Linked DNA regions of Homo sapiens: region 1 is linked to region 2. A link is a loop called in an ENCODE intact Hi-C map of the cell type or tissue named here. Cell type or tissue: IMR-90. All regions are shown on one strand. Region 1 overlaps GRIA1 (glutamate ionotropic receptor AMPA type subunit 1). Region 2 overlaps LOC107986464 (a long non-coding RNA gene).

Region 1 (8,000 bases), 250 kb before region 2:
CCTCAGATATCACATTGAAAGCACACTCGGGTAACCAAATCAGTGGGATTTTAGCCCCCCACATGGAATCAGAATGGCTCCATTTTTGTCTGTTTTATATATTGGACTTGTGAACACAATTTATTTTGGGAAAAAAAAGTGACTGAAGCTAAGAAAAGAGAAAGGGTGGACAGGAGATGGGGGTGAGGAAGGTAGGAAACCTGCCAATCTAGACCAAGTCCACATTTACTGACCTCCTGTTCTTCTGACTACATTCTGGATGTGCATGCCACAATTCCCCACCAATTTGCCTGATAAATAAGCACTGACTCTATTTCCTTTTACAGTTGCTTAATGTCTATGAACTCTTTTTCCAGTAGGCACTCTCTTAGATTACCAAATTTCAAAAGCCTACAGGGAGTCATGGCTCAGAATTTGGCCTCCATGGACAGATCTGGAGGCATAAGTGCATAATATCAAGGTCTCATAGACATGTGCTGGAGGCATCTTTACCACCTATCTACGTTTTGCATTTCATTGTCAAGGAGGACCAATATTCCTAAGCGGCAATGGAGTAAATTCTTTCTAACAAGCTTCCCTCAGGACTTATTTGGCCTGCTGTATAACTTAGAAAGTCTCATCGTTCATTATAATCTTGTTTTTCTTTAAATAAGAAGACAGTGGGGGGTGGGGGGCGCGTGGGAGAGGAGGTGTGAGACTGGCTGCTTGGCCAATACTGGCAAACACATGGTGAAGAGTAGAGAGAACCAAGCAGGGGAAGGGCTTGCTTAAAAATAAATCAGGCCCGTGGATAAACAGTGGGAAGAAACAATTCCTAACTAGTCAGCATAATGTAGGGCCATCACAACATGCAGGTGTCAGAGAAGACCCATGAACTTGTTTTTTCTCCTTTATTTCCTTCATCAGTGAGCATCTCATCTTTTCACAGAACCTTTATGCTGTGATCTCAGGGTGTGTTTTCTTTCTCCCCACTATTCCTCCAGGGGTTTCAATCTTGTGGTCCATAAACTGAATCTTCTGTCAGACAGGTTTTTGTTTAATCTGTACAGAATTTGGCAATGGTTACCCAAAACTGAGTGGTAGCTTCCCTCTTGAACAGGTCCGCGCATTCACGGTTCACCCCAGCCCCAACCTGACCTTCTTTGTTCCTGTGTTACTCAGCTGGCCCCAGAGGGTGTTTGAGTTTGTGACCTCTGGCTGCAAGAGGATTTTCAAACTATGCTTTCCGGACTTCTGAGGGTTCCACTAGGGTATCATAGGAGTTGACATTGAGGTGAAGAGGAGACTGAACAACATATCCAGCCTCCCTCCTCCCTGATTTTCATAAAACAACTCTACTCTATGCCTCTTTTTCATTAATAAAATGGAAATAATAGTTTCTACCTCAAATCTTGTTGGAAAGTTTAGAAGTATGTATAGATCCTATAACACAGTACCCAGCCTTCACACAGGAAGCGCTATAACTGGATGCTTTTTTTATTATGTTAATTGATTTTTTTTAACTTGGATTTTGTCTAAACTTCACTGGAAGAAACGATGCCACTGTTCACACTGATTTGAAAGCCTAATACCTTCTTCTAGAGAAGTCCATTAACAAAGCAGAAATAGCCAGTGGTTTATGCCAGAGACCAGCCACATCTGGATTCCTAAGACTCCTCCTCATAGGAACTGGGAGGAAGGGTTGGTGACTTTGGCTGAAAGGTCTGACAGACACAAGAGTGAACTGCCAAAGGAAGTTAGAACTTTGATCCACTTGAGATGGACTTTTTTTAATCAAGCCAACCTTGGTTAACCCCAGAGTTTAGGAGCCTGTAAAATCTCCCTTGAGAGAGTGAGAATGTATTAAAATGTTTCTTGGAAATATATGTAGAAGAGAAGAGACATATACTTCATCTTACCTTGAACCAGACAAAAACACAAGGATGCTAAGACAATGATCAAAGTTAGAGACTAAGAAGACAATGAAAAACATCAGTAGAAACTTTTGTTGTCATTGTTGTTTATATATTTCCTGATGAAGTCAGTAAGTTTCATGACCTTCTGATATGCACAGCACTATGTTAGACACTCTGGGTGCTGCAGTAGAAGGGGCTTTTAAAGCTGACATTCATCAAACATCCTTCCAAATGAGCTTCAATTAACTGATCTTGCTGCTTATTTAAAGAAAATGTCATAAACCCTTCCTAATTTAGTATTTGGGGAAATCAATTTCATCTGAATTGCATATATCTGCACTTATCCACAAGTAGCTTTAACTCTTTCTAATCTCTTCAAAGTTGATGTTAATGTCTAGTAACCAAAACCAACAAAATGTGGCTAAGTGTAATTGTCTGCAAATAACATCAAAACCTGACCATAGTAATATGGTAAAGACAAAGATAACCCAGTAAAGAGGGTTATCTTTCTCACATATAAGAAAAGTGGTAGCAGGTAGTGGCTTGTGGTGAAATCCAGATTGGCCATTCTGTAAATTATCTTGGCCTTTTCTTCTTGTTCATAAGATGGCGGTTCCCAAATATTGTGTCCATGTTCAAACAGCATGAAGGAAAAAAAGTGTTGCCTTCTATTTCTGTCTTTTTGGATCAGAAGAACAAAAGCTTAACAAAATACTCTCCACCCCACACAGATGTCTGCTTCTTTCTCATTGGTCAGGACAGTGGCCATGATTATTTCTAGTGGCAAGAGAGGCTGAGAAGGCAAGAATTTAGGTTTTCCAACCTCTAGAGTAGGCAGGGTAGGAATCGATATTGGGGGAATCAACTGGCAGTATTGGCCACTGTGCCTAAAATCAATGTTTTCTGCACTGGCACCAGGAATAGATAGAAATAATCCAGAATTAGCACAGTCAATGGTGTATGCCAGCGAATGCTACTGAAATGCTTTAAAGACTCCTCCACCCACCCTTTGAAATGTATATTCAATAAATTGGTTTTGTATAACCCATTTTAACAGTGAAAGTTAAAAATCACTTCAGCTATGATCACAGATTACAATTTATTTTTTTAATTAGGTTGATGGTGAGATTAAAAAGGGACCCATGAATTTACTTTTAAGCCTGCTTCTTGTTCAAAAAAAAAAAAACAACTTTTTTTTTTAACTCAGTCACCCCAGCTGGAGTGTAGTGGTGCAATCTCAGCTCACTGCAGCCTTGACCTTCTGGGCTCAAGCCATCCTCCTACCTCAGCCTCCTGAGTAGCTGGGACTACAGGCACAAGCCTCCACACCCAGCTAATTTTTGTATTTTTTGTATAGTTGAGGTTTCCCTATGCTGCCCAAGCTGGTCTTGAACCCCTGAACCCAAGTGATCTGCCTACCTTGGCCTCCTGAAGTGCTGGGATTGCAGACATGAGCCACTGTGCCCAGCCCAAAGACCTATTTTTAATAGATATTTTAGATTTTGAGGAGTATGTTAAAGAAGGAATAAAAATCATCACAGACAAAACTTATCTTTAGTACCTTCAACTTTCATTTCTGATCCATTTCCCCATGTGTGTGGTCAAGATCATTCATTTATTCAACAGATATTGCTAACTGCCTACGACATGCAGGGTATGGTTCTAAGTGCTGAGGATATGAAGATATATTGGTGATGGAGTGTGGAGGGCAGGAGCCTTTGCTTCAAGGAGCTGGCAGTATAGAGATATGAGAGACATTAAACAAATTATCGTGAATGTGTAAGTTGGGATGTGCTATGAATAAAATGAACCTGCTGTTGCAATAGATAATACAAGAAGTGGAATTAAACAAGCCTTACTTAGAGTGTTCTGAGAAGGTTTCTCTGAGGAGCTGATGGGTAAGAATGAGCTAGACTTGTATAAAGCTAAGAGACATAAATAGCCATATGCAAAGGTTCTCAGGTGAAAAGGAGTTTACTGCTCTCAAGGACTGGAGGAGTGACAAGTATGTCTGGCTTACAGTGAATCAAGAGAACGGAGGTTTGAGATAAGATTGGAGGAAGAAGCAGAGGCCTGCGCAGGGCCCTGTGGTCACATTTTAAATTTGATGTTTTATTTTAAATGCAATGGAAGACCATTGGAGGGTTTTAAGCAAGGGAAGGATTGATTTGCATGCTAAAATACCACTCTGGGGAGCTATGAGGAAAATGAATTGCGGCAGAGAAGAGTCCAGAGTGGAAGCAGAGGGACCAAACAAGAGTCTCTCATAGCCATCCTGAGGAAATTACAGTGATGGAAATTAGAATGATGGTCATCGACATGGATTTATGGTTCACTCTGAGACTAGAATTGACAGGACTTGCTGATGGATTGGATCTATGAGGATGAGGAGGGGGAGGAATCAAGGGTGAGTCCAAGAGGGAGGAAGCATTTGGAAAACAGGGAACCACAGTTCCAGGGACTATTAGCTCTGGGCAGGATCAATAGGATGCTCTAGTCTACCCACCCCATGTTACACATGAGGAAACTGAGGCCAGAGAGGGAGGGAAAGACATTTTATCTAAGATCACCCAGGCGATACCTATGGCTGATTGGTGCCCAGTCCAATGCTACCCTACTGTGTAGTCTCAGCCCAAGGCTCCATTGCCTTCAAATGAACTGAGAGTGAGCTTCTTCAGCTTATTACACCCATGGCCCCACTTTCCCAATGGCTTCTCCATGGCATCAATATTTTCCTGGGTTCAGGTGACCTTAGTAAGAGAATGAGAGGAGGTTAGAGGGTGCTAGGAGAATGGAGGAAAATGGGAAATTATGACTTTAGCTTTCAGAATTCTCTCTTTTATTCTTGATCATAGACTGAATTGGAATGTGTAATAATTGTCTCCACCTAGTGGAGATAATTACTCTCAGGAGAAGAAGTCTAAGGCGGGGGGAGTGATGGTGCTTTGGAGGTCTCCTGGAGCCTGATATCATAACCTCCTCCCTCCACTAATTTATTTATTTATTTATTTTTTCCAAGACCGAGTCTTGCTCTGTTGCCCAGAGCTGGAGTGCAATGGCATGATCTCGGTTCACTGTAACCTCCACCTCCCGGGTTCAAGCAATTCTCATGCCTCAGCCTCCCCAGTAGCTGGCATTACAGGCGTGTGCCACCATGCCCAGCTAATTGTTGTATTTTTAGTAGAGATGGGGTTTCACCATGTTGGCCAGGCTGGTCTTGAACTCCTGACCTTGCGATCTGCCCACCTCAGACTCCCAAAGTGCTGGGATTACAGGCATGAGCCACTGTGCCCAGCCTTGTTGAGGGCCTTTTAACTGACTCACGGTAGGAAGATGGTGGCCAATGAGGACAGCCCAAGCCAATAACCAACGATAGCCTGACCTTTGCATTCACATACAAGTTTCATAGTAACCAGTATGCCTTTGGCACTGAGAGTCTATGAGAAACCTTCCTCTTTCCCCTCTTTCCCCCTCCTGCTCTCTGTCCTCCCATCCCAGCAAGAGCTGTGCAAACCCATTTCTCTTGCTCTTCTTGATGTCACTGTAGTATTGTGGGGAAGAGAAAGAGCCTGAGAGTAAATATTGAGGCAAGTTGATGAAGGCAGCCTGAAATTGTCAAACATTTCTCATTTTGAAAATGCAAACGTCATTTAGGCCACAGGTTCATTTCTACAAGGAACAGTGTCACAAGGATGTGTCAAAAATGATGAGCAGGAAATGTGCGATAGCTAATCTGGGTCTTGGGACTAGGCATGGGGGTTTCTGCTGGGACCCTCTGCGTCAGAATTACCTGGGATGTTTGTCCAAATGCAGGTTCTCAGACTTCATTTCAGCTCTCTAGAATTTGAAACTCTGCAGTTGGAGAGAAAGTTCTACATGTTTCACAAGCCTCCCCACCCACTTCTGCCCCAGGGCTGATGGGATTAAAGTTTGGAAGTCATTGAACTAGGGTGCTGCCCAGAGAAGTCAGCTTAAAAGTACAGAAAGCAAGGCCCATATGGCAGCTAGAAATGATGCTGAGTCAACATTGAGTTTGATATTGAGTCAAAAGCCGTAAACATGGAGCCCAGGGTCCGCCAGCTCACTACCCTATAGTATGTTACATGCTGGGTGAGCGAGGCCCTTGGCACAGGAGTGTTGACTGTGGCCTTCAAAGCAGGGGCCTGGCTGTCCTGATGACCCTGCCTTCTGCAGGCCAAGCCAGCAAGAGGAACTTACCAAGGGTTTCACCAGCATATTTCACCTTGACAGTTTTTTCCTCTCCATTAGCAAGCAACACCAACACAAAGGGACTGGCCCAGGTGAGGTGATTCTGCAGTCATGGCAGGTGTGAAGTGTGCATGGACTGTGTGGGGGTGGCCCCCATCATGGGAGATAGGGTGTGGAACTCCAGATCAGTGGCTCCTACTTTTTCCATTTTAATCTTCTGCTACCTGATGGTGAGACCCAGAACCAGGTTCTGCTACTGAGCAGTTTTACAGACCTTTGAGAAGAAGAGTAGAAGTTTCACAAGCTCCAAAGGCAGCATGGAAATGTTAAAATGAGTGCAGTGACAGGAGAATAAAAGCCTTCACTGGATATGCAAATGAAACCATCATTTTCTGTGTCTCAGCCTGCAGTTCTGGCCATCAGCAAGGGGGAAGCATAATTGCTGTCTCTAGATTGTTCTGGAAGTTTATACTTTGAACATTTTAATTGACGGAGAGATTTGTTTTCTCCAAAATTACAATAGGAAAATTTTCAGAAAGTTTTTCACAGAGCTGAAAGGGATATTGAGGACCAATTATTCATTTATTTATTCATTAAGTGTTTCTTTAGCAACTGTTATTTAACAAACATTGTTCAAGGTACTGTGAGAGACATCACAGAACATAGCAGACAAAAGCTCCTACTCTCCTGGAGCTTGCATTCCAGAGAGAAGAGGCAGGCAATAAATAAAATAAAAATGTGATTAACATGGCCATCCCAATTCGATAGGCGAGGATTCTGGGTGACAGGGAGAGGAAGGGACATAGCCAAAATCACACAGATAATTAGTGTAGGTTCAATAGCATAGGAGTGGAAGTCAGCCGGGGGCTGTGGTGAACGGCACATGCATGTGTCAGCTAGAGAGGATAGCTCCCCCTCGGCTCTGGATAGTCATTGCCATGGGAACTCCATGCAGACCAAACAAAAGCATGCCTAGATTCAGCTTGTACGCCACCAGTTTGAGAGCCCTAAAAGAATGGTGAGGAATAAAACAGCCACCGTATGTACTTACTGCATTTAGACACACTTGGAATATCGTATTTATATATACATTTTTAAGGGAATTTTTCTCCTTTTCCCCTCCATTTTTGATTCCAAGCATGAAATCTGATTGCTGTATTTTTCTTTCCTTTCATACACTTTGGAAAATCCAGACCATAAATGGTGGCTGCACTAAAAGAAAGATGGTCCCTAAATTCCTGTATCCAGAGAAACCTATTTATGGCTAGCTACATCTTCGTAGGTTCTGCATTTTCCCAGAGACGACCTCTTGTTTTTCTTTTAAACCCTCACTGGATATATGGCATCTGTGACCAAGAAACCCAGTTGTTCACCTGCAAAGAAGTATTGAGCTCTAGACAGAAAAAAATGAAAGCATAACTAATTGAATTGACGAGGAAAGTATGCTGAAACCCCTATGGGGAGCCTGATGGTTTTGAATATGAGTTAGGTACCACCATCCAACCGTGGTGAATGAATCATTTTTGCTACACCACTTACATATGCTTTTACCTCTAGCTATGTCCAACGGAGATAATAGGTGAATTAAGTCCAAGACACCCAGCAGAAAATAAATGGTGTCAAGAACACTAATAGAAACCACAAACCTAGCTGATGACAGTCACTGTTTGCATCTAGTGGCTGAAGGAGAAACGGCCTCAAAATAAGGAGGCATATTGCCTGCTAAAGCAGAGTGGAGTCCCACCCAAAGGCAGAAGTAGGACCAGCTGTTGTCACAAGGGATGGAGGAGGTGGTAAAGGAATTTAAAAAGAAGCTCAATCTCAGCTACTACTAACCCACTGGATGAGTCACTTTCTCTCTGTGTGTCTCACTTTTTCCTCTGCAAAATGGAAGTA
Region 2 (8,000 bases):
TTCCAAGTCTTTGCTATTGTGAAGAGTGCTGCAATAAACATACGTGTGCATGTGTCTTTATAGCAGCATGATTTATAATTTTACTTTGGAGTTCTGGGATACATGTGCTGAACGTGCAGATTTGTTACATAGGTATACATGTGCCATGGTGGTTTGCTGCACCTATCAACCCATCATCTAGGTTTTAAGCCCCAAATGCATTAGGTATTTGTCCTAGTGCTCTCCCTCCCCTTTCCCCCAACCCGCTAACAGGCCCAGTGTGTGATGTTCCCTTCCCTGTGTCCATGTGTTCTCATTGTTCAACTCCCACTTATGAATGAGAACATGCGGTGTTTGGTTTTCTGTTCCTGTGTTAGTTTGCTGAGAATGATGGCTTCCCGCTTCATCCATGTCCCTGCAAAGGACATGAACTCATTTTTCTTATGGTTTCATAGTATTCCATGGTGTATATATGCCACATTTTCTTTATCCAGTCTATCATTGATGGGCATTTGGGTTGGTTCCAAGTCTTTGCTATTGTAAATAGTGTTGCAGTAAACACACATACGCATGTGTCTTTATAGCAGAATGATTTATAATCCTTTGAGTATGTACCCAGTAATGGGATTGCTGTGTCAAATGATATTTCTGGTTCTAGATCCTGGATGAATTGCCACACTGTCTTCCACTATGGTTGAACTAATATACACTCCCACCAACAGTGTAAAAGCATTCCTATTTCCCCCACATCCTCTCCAGCATCAACAACAGAGATTTCTTTCTCACAGTTCTCATGGCTAAGAAGTCCAAGACCAAGACATCAGCAAATTCAGTGTGTGGTGAAGGCCAGCTTCCTGATTCATAGACACCCGACTTCTTGCTGTGTCTTCCTCACATGAGGAAGAGAAGACAAGAGGGATCTCTCTGGAGCCTCTTTTATAAGAGTTTTCATCCCATCCATGAGGGCTCAGCCCTCGTAAACCAATTACCTACCCAAAACCCCACAAGTATTCTCACATTGGGGATTAAGTTTTAATATGTGGATTTTGGGGGGACACAAACATTCTGTCTACAGCATATGGCTGATAAGTGACAGAATTGGTATCTAAATCCAGGCAGTCTGGTTCCAAAGCCTATACCCTTAACTGCTACCTTGTACTTATCGAAAATCTACTCTAGGTATTGCAGGCGTATATTAATTCACATGGAGACATCCTACTCATTGTTATTATTATTGATCTATTATTGAATGAAAAAGAAGTGGCAACAGAATGTATAAGTTTGATCCTTTTGGGAGAAAAAATATATATGAATATATCATTGCAACAGCTAGAACATAAAAAGTAATGTAATGTGACAAGGTGGTGGAGGAGGGTGGCTACAAGTTTACACTTGAGAGTCAGACAGACCTCAGCTGAATCCAGGAAGCCCCAGTCTCTCCCTGTGTAACTATGTCCAGCAATCACTTGTCCTCACTAAGCCTCAGTTTCCTCATCTGTAAATGAGAGGCTGAACCTAAAATCATCAGTGTACAGATCAAACACAAAAGACCATCTAGTATGTTATTCCATTTATATGAAATGTCCAGAAAAGGAAAACTGCAGAGACAGAAAGTAGATTAGTGGCCACCTGGGGCTGAGGGTAGGAACTAGGATTAACTGTAAATGAGCCTAAGGGGTTTTACTGCGATGATAGAAATATTCTAAAACTGGACTATGCTGATGGTTGCACAACTTTTTAAACTCACTAAAAAAACTCTGAATTGAAATGATTAAGGAATTAAAATGGATGGACTTCATATATGGAAATTACACCTCAATAAACTTCTAAAAAATTATGTAAAACTGCTATTACATAGTAGGCCCTCAACAAATAGAGGTGGTTATTACCATTACAATTGTTAATGGAACTATTAACAGGTTTAGAAAGTGGTATTCCCAATAAATTAAAACATTTTTGCTTATGCTTATCTGTAATTTTTACACTTGTACAAGAAATGTATTTCTTATACAATAAAAAGAGAAAGGGAAAAAATCAATTCCATTAAAATATCATGGAAGGAAAGGATCCTATTATCATGGGAATGATTTTAATTTTCCTCCCTTAGCTTATTTTCCATTTTGCAACAATGAATGTGTACTGCTTGGATAAAATAATGGATTATAGTTTTTCATAAATAGTTTATTTTATATTCCATCTTTTGCTAGACACCAGGCAGCATATAAGGTGTTCTGAGAGGTTGCCCCCTAGGGTCTTGCCGTCTAGAGTGGAGGCAGGAGAGATAAATGGCCGATCTGGAAAGTTGGAGAACAAGTAGTTCATGCTAAGAAACCAAATGAGTTGCCCCCAGAAAGGCTAGCGGACCCCAAAGAGGAGGAATGCGCTGGCTCAGGGCCACCCATGCTCTCCTGCGGCAAGCCTGGAGCAGGGCCTCGGGAGAAAGCCAAAGAGGAGGAATGTCTACATACTCATAAATATGAATTGAGCACTACCTCCATGCCAGACCCTGCGAGGAGCTGGCGATGCATGGTGACAGGACTGACAAGGTCCCTGCTCTGCGATGCCACACCCCCCGGGCATGGAGGGGTGTCGAGACCCTGCCGCTTCAGCTTGGCTCTGAGCACAGCATGCACCAATTATCCTTTGTCTGGTCGATGTGCTGGTGCCTGGGGAGGGTGGGGAGGTGGGGAGCCTCCCCAGGGATTCCCTGCTGCCCAAGCCCTCATCCACAGCTGGGCAAGGGCAAGAATTAGAGAAGGCCCAGAATTACAACAAGTCCTGGGTTCTCATCCTGGCACTTGGTTCCACAGGAGTAAATCCCTTCCTTGCCGAGACGTCAGTTTCCTCATCTGCATAAAAGAGAGTGTAATGGTCACGCGCCTCCGCAGATCTGTAGCCAGAGCTTCTAGGTTCAAGCCTGGCTCTGCCACATACCCAGCAACTTGACCTTGGCCAACTTTCTTAGCCTCTGAAAGCTCCAGTTTCCTCTTCTGAGAAAACGGGTGAATTGCTAGCACCTAACCCAGGGAGGTTTGTGGGGATGGGGAGGACTGAACAAGGTAAAGCATAGAAAGCTCGGAACAGGGTGCCAAGCATATACTTGGCAAATGTAAACTACAGCTGCAGCTTACTTCCAAATCTACCACCGGATGGCTCTAGGGGATTCGGAATTCCTGGGGCATCCCAACCTGGAAGATTGTGAGGTAACAGCACCAGCTTAGCAAAAACATATCTAAAAGGATAGCTAGAATTTGGGAGGGACGGAGGGGCTATAAAACCGGGAGAGGAAAACAAATGATTACGTTCCTCCCATTAGCTTTGCACGCCCCTTACCCACATACTCAGTCCAGGGCTGACACCTGCTGGCTGAAGAGGAGCATTGCAAAGAAAAGAGACCTTTCCCACTGGCTGGGGGATCTGAAAGTAATGTTTAACCCCAGAGAGAAAAGACAGGTAGGAGCCTTAGATATGAGGATGAAGGGGCCTGGGATGTTTGCACTGGAAAGGTTTAGGTAGAAGGAATTTAGGCTGCCCTGGAGCTATGAGACCCAAGTTCAAATCCCAGCTTTTCTACTTACCAGCTGTGAGACTGGATAAACCATTTAACCTCCCCAGGCCTCAGTTTGCTTATATATGAAACGGGAATAGTAGTGTCTCATTCTATGGTGAAAATGCACATAAAGTGCCCGACAGAGTTGGTGACTCCGTAAAGGTTACTTTTCCCTCTGGATGTCTCCACCTCACTCCTGGGATCTCAAAGGTGAAGTACTTTGCAGGGGTCCTCAAACTTATTTATGTCACCATCCCCAAGTGCCTATCAAAAACACAAATGCTCAGGCTCCCCTGATGTTGCTGTGGATCAGCTCTCTAGGGATGACAGCCTAGGTGTCTGTGTTGTACCAAACTCCCAATCCTTATGCCCCTCCAAGTTTGAGAGCCTCCAGAATCGTGTGAGAGCACCAGGCTAGGAGTCTAGCTTTGTCTCTCCCAGGGGCATTCCCTTGGCCTGTCTCCATTTACCCACCCACTAAATGTGGCCAGGAGTCCTGCCTGGCATGCTTCTCAACAGGGAGGGTGCTTTGGAAACTGTGATGCTAATGCTGAAATGAAAAAGCAGGAGTGTCCAGAATAGTAAGGTACTTGCCCTCATGGGGTCTCTCCTTGAGAATGAGCTTAGGAGATGAAGCCACTAAAGTCAGGGTGGAGATGGAGGGAGATGATGGAGAGAAGAGGGGAAGCTGGCATAGCTCCTTCAGGGCATCCAGGGGCTGGCTGTGCAGGAATGGATGATCAGGAGCTGGTCACCCATGAGCTGTGTGACCCATCCCAGCAAGAAGAGGCAGGCAGCAAGGAGAGAATTCCAGCTGTGGGACCCACAGGAGCCCCCACAGTAGAAGCCCGTGGGGAGAGTGAGAAAGAATCCTGGCTGTGCCTAGAGCGGCAGCCCCTCCACTCCCCTGGGCCCCTCCCAGGTTGCCTTCCTCTCCCCTCCTGGGTGCCTATAACCTGGCTAGACTCACAACCTCTACACCCTGGAGGCAGATGGGGTCTTTGTTTTGTGTGTGTGTGTGGACAGTAAAATCAAGGCTTGGAGAAGAGAAAGGAGTCCCTTGCCCAACTTCTTAATGAATCCTCAGCCCAAACCTCCCTAAATTTTCATGACAATAACAGAGGAGGCTGGTCAAGGATTATTATTTCTGTCACACAGAGGAGAAATTCAGATCAGAGATGACATGTAATTTATCCAAGAACACACAGGAGAGTTGAGCCTCAGACTAGGCTATCATTACTACCATGCCGCACATACTCATTCCTGCTGCAGATAAAAGATTGGGCCAGTGACCCCCTGGGTCACTTCCAACTCTATATTTTCTAATTCCAGAACTGCAATCTATTCTTTCAAATTTATGTCTTTCTGGTTCCCCCAATGAACCATCAGCTCGAACCAAAATGGCCTCTTCTTGATTCCCTAAACAAACCTGAGACTTCCCACTTATTTTTCTGTTCCAAACCTCCCCTCACCACACCCAACCACACCCTCATTCTTCCATATTTGTGAACATTCTCCAGTCCTTCAAAGCCCAGCTCAATTCTCACCTGCTCCAGGAAACCTTCTCTAATCCCCCCAGTGAAAAAATAATATCGACTTGTGTGAACAGGGAAATGGAATCAGAAATACAAGCTATTTAATAAGCATCCCTACCTGGCGCTGTGCTATGAAACACATATACATGTATTATACGCCTTCTATACATGTACATTATTTGCAGTACAGTTAACCCTTGAACAACGTGGGTGTTAGGGAGCCAACCCCAGGAACAGTCAAAAATCTCTGTCTAACTTTTGACTTCCCCCAAAACTTAACTGCTAATACCCTACTGTTCACTAGAAGCCATACGGATAACATAAACAGTCTATTAATACTTTTTTTTTTTTTTAGATGGAGTCTCTCTCTGTCACCCAGGCTGGAGTAATTGGCACGATCTCGGCTCTCTGTAACCTCTGTCTCCCGGGTTCAAGCGGTTCTCCTGCCTCACCCTCCCAAGTAGCTGGGACTACAGGTGTGTGCCACCACGCCCAGCTAATTTTTGTATTTTTAGTAGAGACAAGGTTTCACCATGTTGGTCAGGCTGGTCTCGAACTCCTGACCTCATGATCCGACTGCCTCATCCTCCCAAAGTGCTGAGATTACAGGCAGGAGCCACCATGCCTGGCCAATTAATACACATTTTTATGTATTACATGTATTATATACTGTACTCTTACCCTAAAGTGAGCTAAGGAAGAAAAAAATATATTTACTACTTATTATGTGGAAGCTGATCATCATAAAAGTCTTTATCCTCATCTTCACATTGAGTAGGAGGAGGAGGAGGAGGAAGAGGGACTGGTCTTGCTGTCTAAGAGGTGGCGGAGGTAAAAGAACATCTGAGTGTAAGTGGACCCGCACAGTTCCAACTCGGAGTGGTGAAGGGTCACTTGTGCATGATGTACATGTGTATATATTATCTCATTTCATCTGCAAAATCTCAACAAATAGTTGAGAACAAAGAGTTAGCCTGTCTTACAGATGTGGAAACCAGATCTCAGAGAGCTTATGTGGCTCACTTAAGGTTATCTGGGAGAGAAAGCCTCAGGAGGAAAATATTAAAACCCAGTGTAGGAGAGGGTTGGGGTGTGACAGGGAGGCAGGTTTCAGAGCAACATGACAAAGAATGTGGAGCAAGCAAGAAACTAAAAATCCTTGAGAACCTGTGGTCAGAAGGCTCCAGGTCTAAAACACCAGGTGGGAGAGTCATTTCCCTCACGCAACAGCAGTGTGTTAATTCACACAGCACCTTCATCTGCTTTATCTCATTTAAAAACAATCATCTTTTTAGATAGACAACATCATCATTCTACAGAGAGAGAATCAAAGGCTTGAGAAAATCCTAACCAAGCTCACACAGTCTGTAGGTGAGACTGGAATATGAAGCAAGCTGGATTTCAGAATCTTTGTTCTTTCTGATACACAACTGTATTATTTACAATATCGCCTAGAAATGTTTGCATAGAAGCCTGCCTCTACTCTTGGTTCACCCTCTGTTTGTCACAGGGCCTCAGGAGCCACCATTCTGCATGTCAGTGCACCCTCTCAATGCTCATTCAACTCTGACATTCCAGGACTCTTTCGATTTTGTGAAAAGCAGCTTGTTTTTTTGATCTTCAAGAGCTTCAGATGAAAATAAAATGATGTCTAGAGTAGCTCACCTTTCAGTAGATCCATGGATAGGTGCCAAAACCAGGCGCTGGATAAAAAGAAAGCAGAGCAGGGAGAAAAAGGGCTCAGAGCAGGAGTGAACACCCATTCATTCAGCAGAGGGCTGTGAGTCCCTCCGCAGGTTGCGGGTACTCTGAGGACAGACCGACGCACCCTGCCCTCCCGGATTCCCAGACGCAAACGCCTCCTCCTCCCTCACCAATTTGCAGAGTGTTGGCCATGGAGGAGGAGAGCACAGAAGGGCACTTCCTCCCTTGGGTCCTGATGGTCAAATGAGTGGGCCACGTTCAAGCTCTGAGAATCTCAGCAGCTGCTGTGGGCTCCACCACTCTCAACCACTGGAGAGGGGCCAAGGGGGCCAAGGTACCTGCCAAGGGCTCACCTGCTGCCACTGCCCTGGAGAGTCCTGCCCACTCTTAACCACAAGCTCTACCTGTTACTACTTGTCACCCTCCCAAATCCAGCTGTGAGTGGACCTTTCCTGGGTGACCACCCCCGCCAGCATCCAACCTTTCCCCCCGATCCCCACAGCTGGAAATGAGCTTTCCCTTCTCCGTGGTTGCATCCTCCCTTTGTCCTCTCCCCCTTCCCTGTGTCTTCATCTGATCCACCCAAACAGATCCCAGTCCAAGAGTAGGTTCTGATTCCCTCAGGGATCCCTCCAGGGTCTAGCACCTTGTAGGTGCTAATAACAGTTTCTAAAACAATGAGTGAGTCATTGAGTGAGTGAGGGAAGTCAAGCAAGGACAAGCTCCATGGTCCTGATGCTGTAAAAGCAGCTGGTTGGTGACAGGCCATCCAAGCCACAGCATGTGGGTAGTTTGGGTCAGTCAGACTTGTCTACCTGAGACATCACCAGCAGGCAAGCCCACCAAATGCCAGTGAAGGAGAGCCAGATATCCATCCTCAGGGAGCCCTAAAAACACCGAGCAATTGTGGGCAATGGTGACTTCGTTATCTAATGGGTTCAGATAGTGCTTTCTCAAAGAAACTTTCATGAAAAAGGAACTAATTTTGAGAAGTGATCTGCAAGAACAGGGCCTGTGGTGAAATTTGTGTGGTGAATACAATTCTCTCCTTCTTATAGGCCCAGTGCCCCCAGCATCTTAACGCTCTGTGAGGTCATGGTGCAAGGCAACTGTTTAACTTCGAGTTTCTCACACTTACTTGACAGCTTCATTTTTCTTTAATAAAACCTATTTAACATCTCAAGAAACTAGTGTTCCAGTGGTCACAATCAGAAAATGGGAGGGAGCTGGCT

What was found. Peaks named below come from ENCODE experiments on the same cell type or tissue, not always from the same donor. Only the 100,000 strongest peaks of a DNase experiment are listed, where the experiment ranks them.
Region 1: it touches region 2 in a loop (3.0-fold over the local background); 3 of 110 quality-filtered maps call a loop at or near these places.

What each region holds. Positions count from the first base shown.
Region 1 is chr5:153,707,158-153,715,157 of GRCh38, forward strand. The region is part of intron 11 of GRIA1 (glutamate ionotropic receptor AMPA type subunit 1); the gene reads left to right. Among named protein-coding and RNA genes, the nearest start is that of LINC01861, 190 kb to the right of the region's middle. In IMR-90, a CTCF peak has its summit at 4,793 (motif pointing left); no DNase peak of the experiment used is centred here.
Region 2 is chr5:153,961,893-153,969,892 of GRCh38, forward strand. All of the region lies in intron 1 of LOC107986464 (a long non-coding RNA gene), which reads right to left. Among named protein-coding and RNA genes, the nearest start is that of LINC01861, 67 kb to the left of the region's middle. In IMR-90, a CTCF peak has its summit at 3,335 (motif pointing left); no DNase peak of the experiment used is centred here.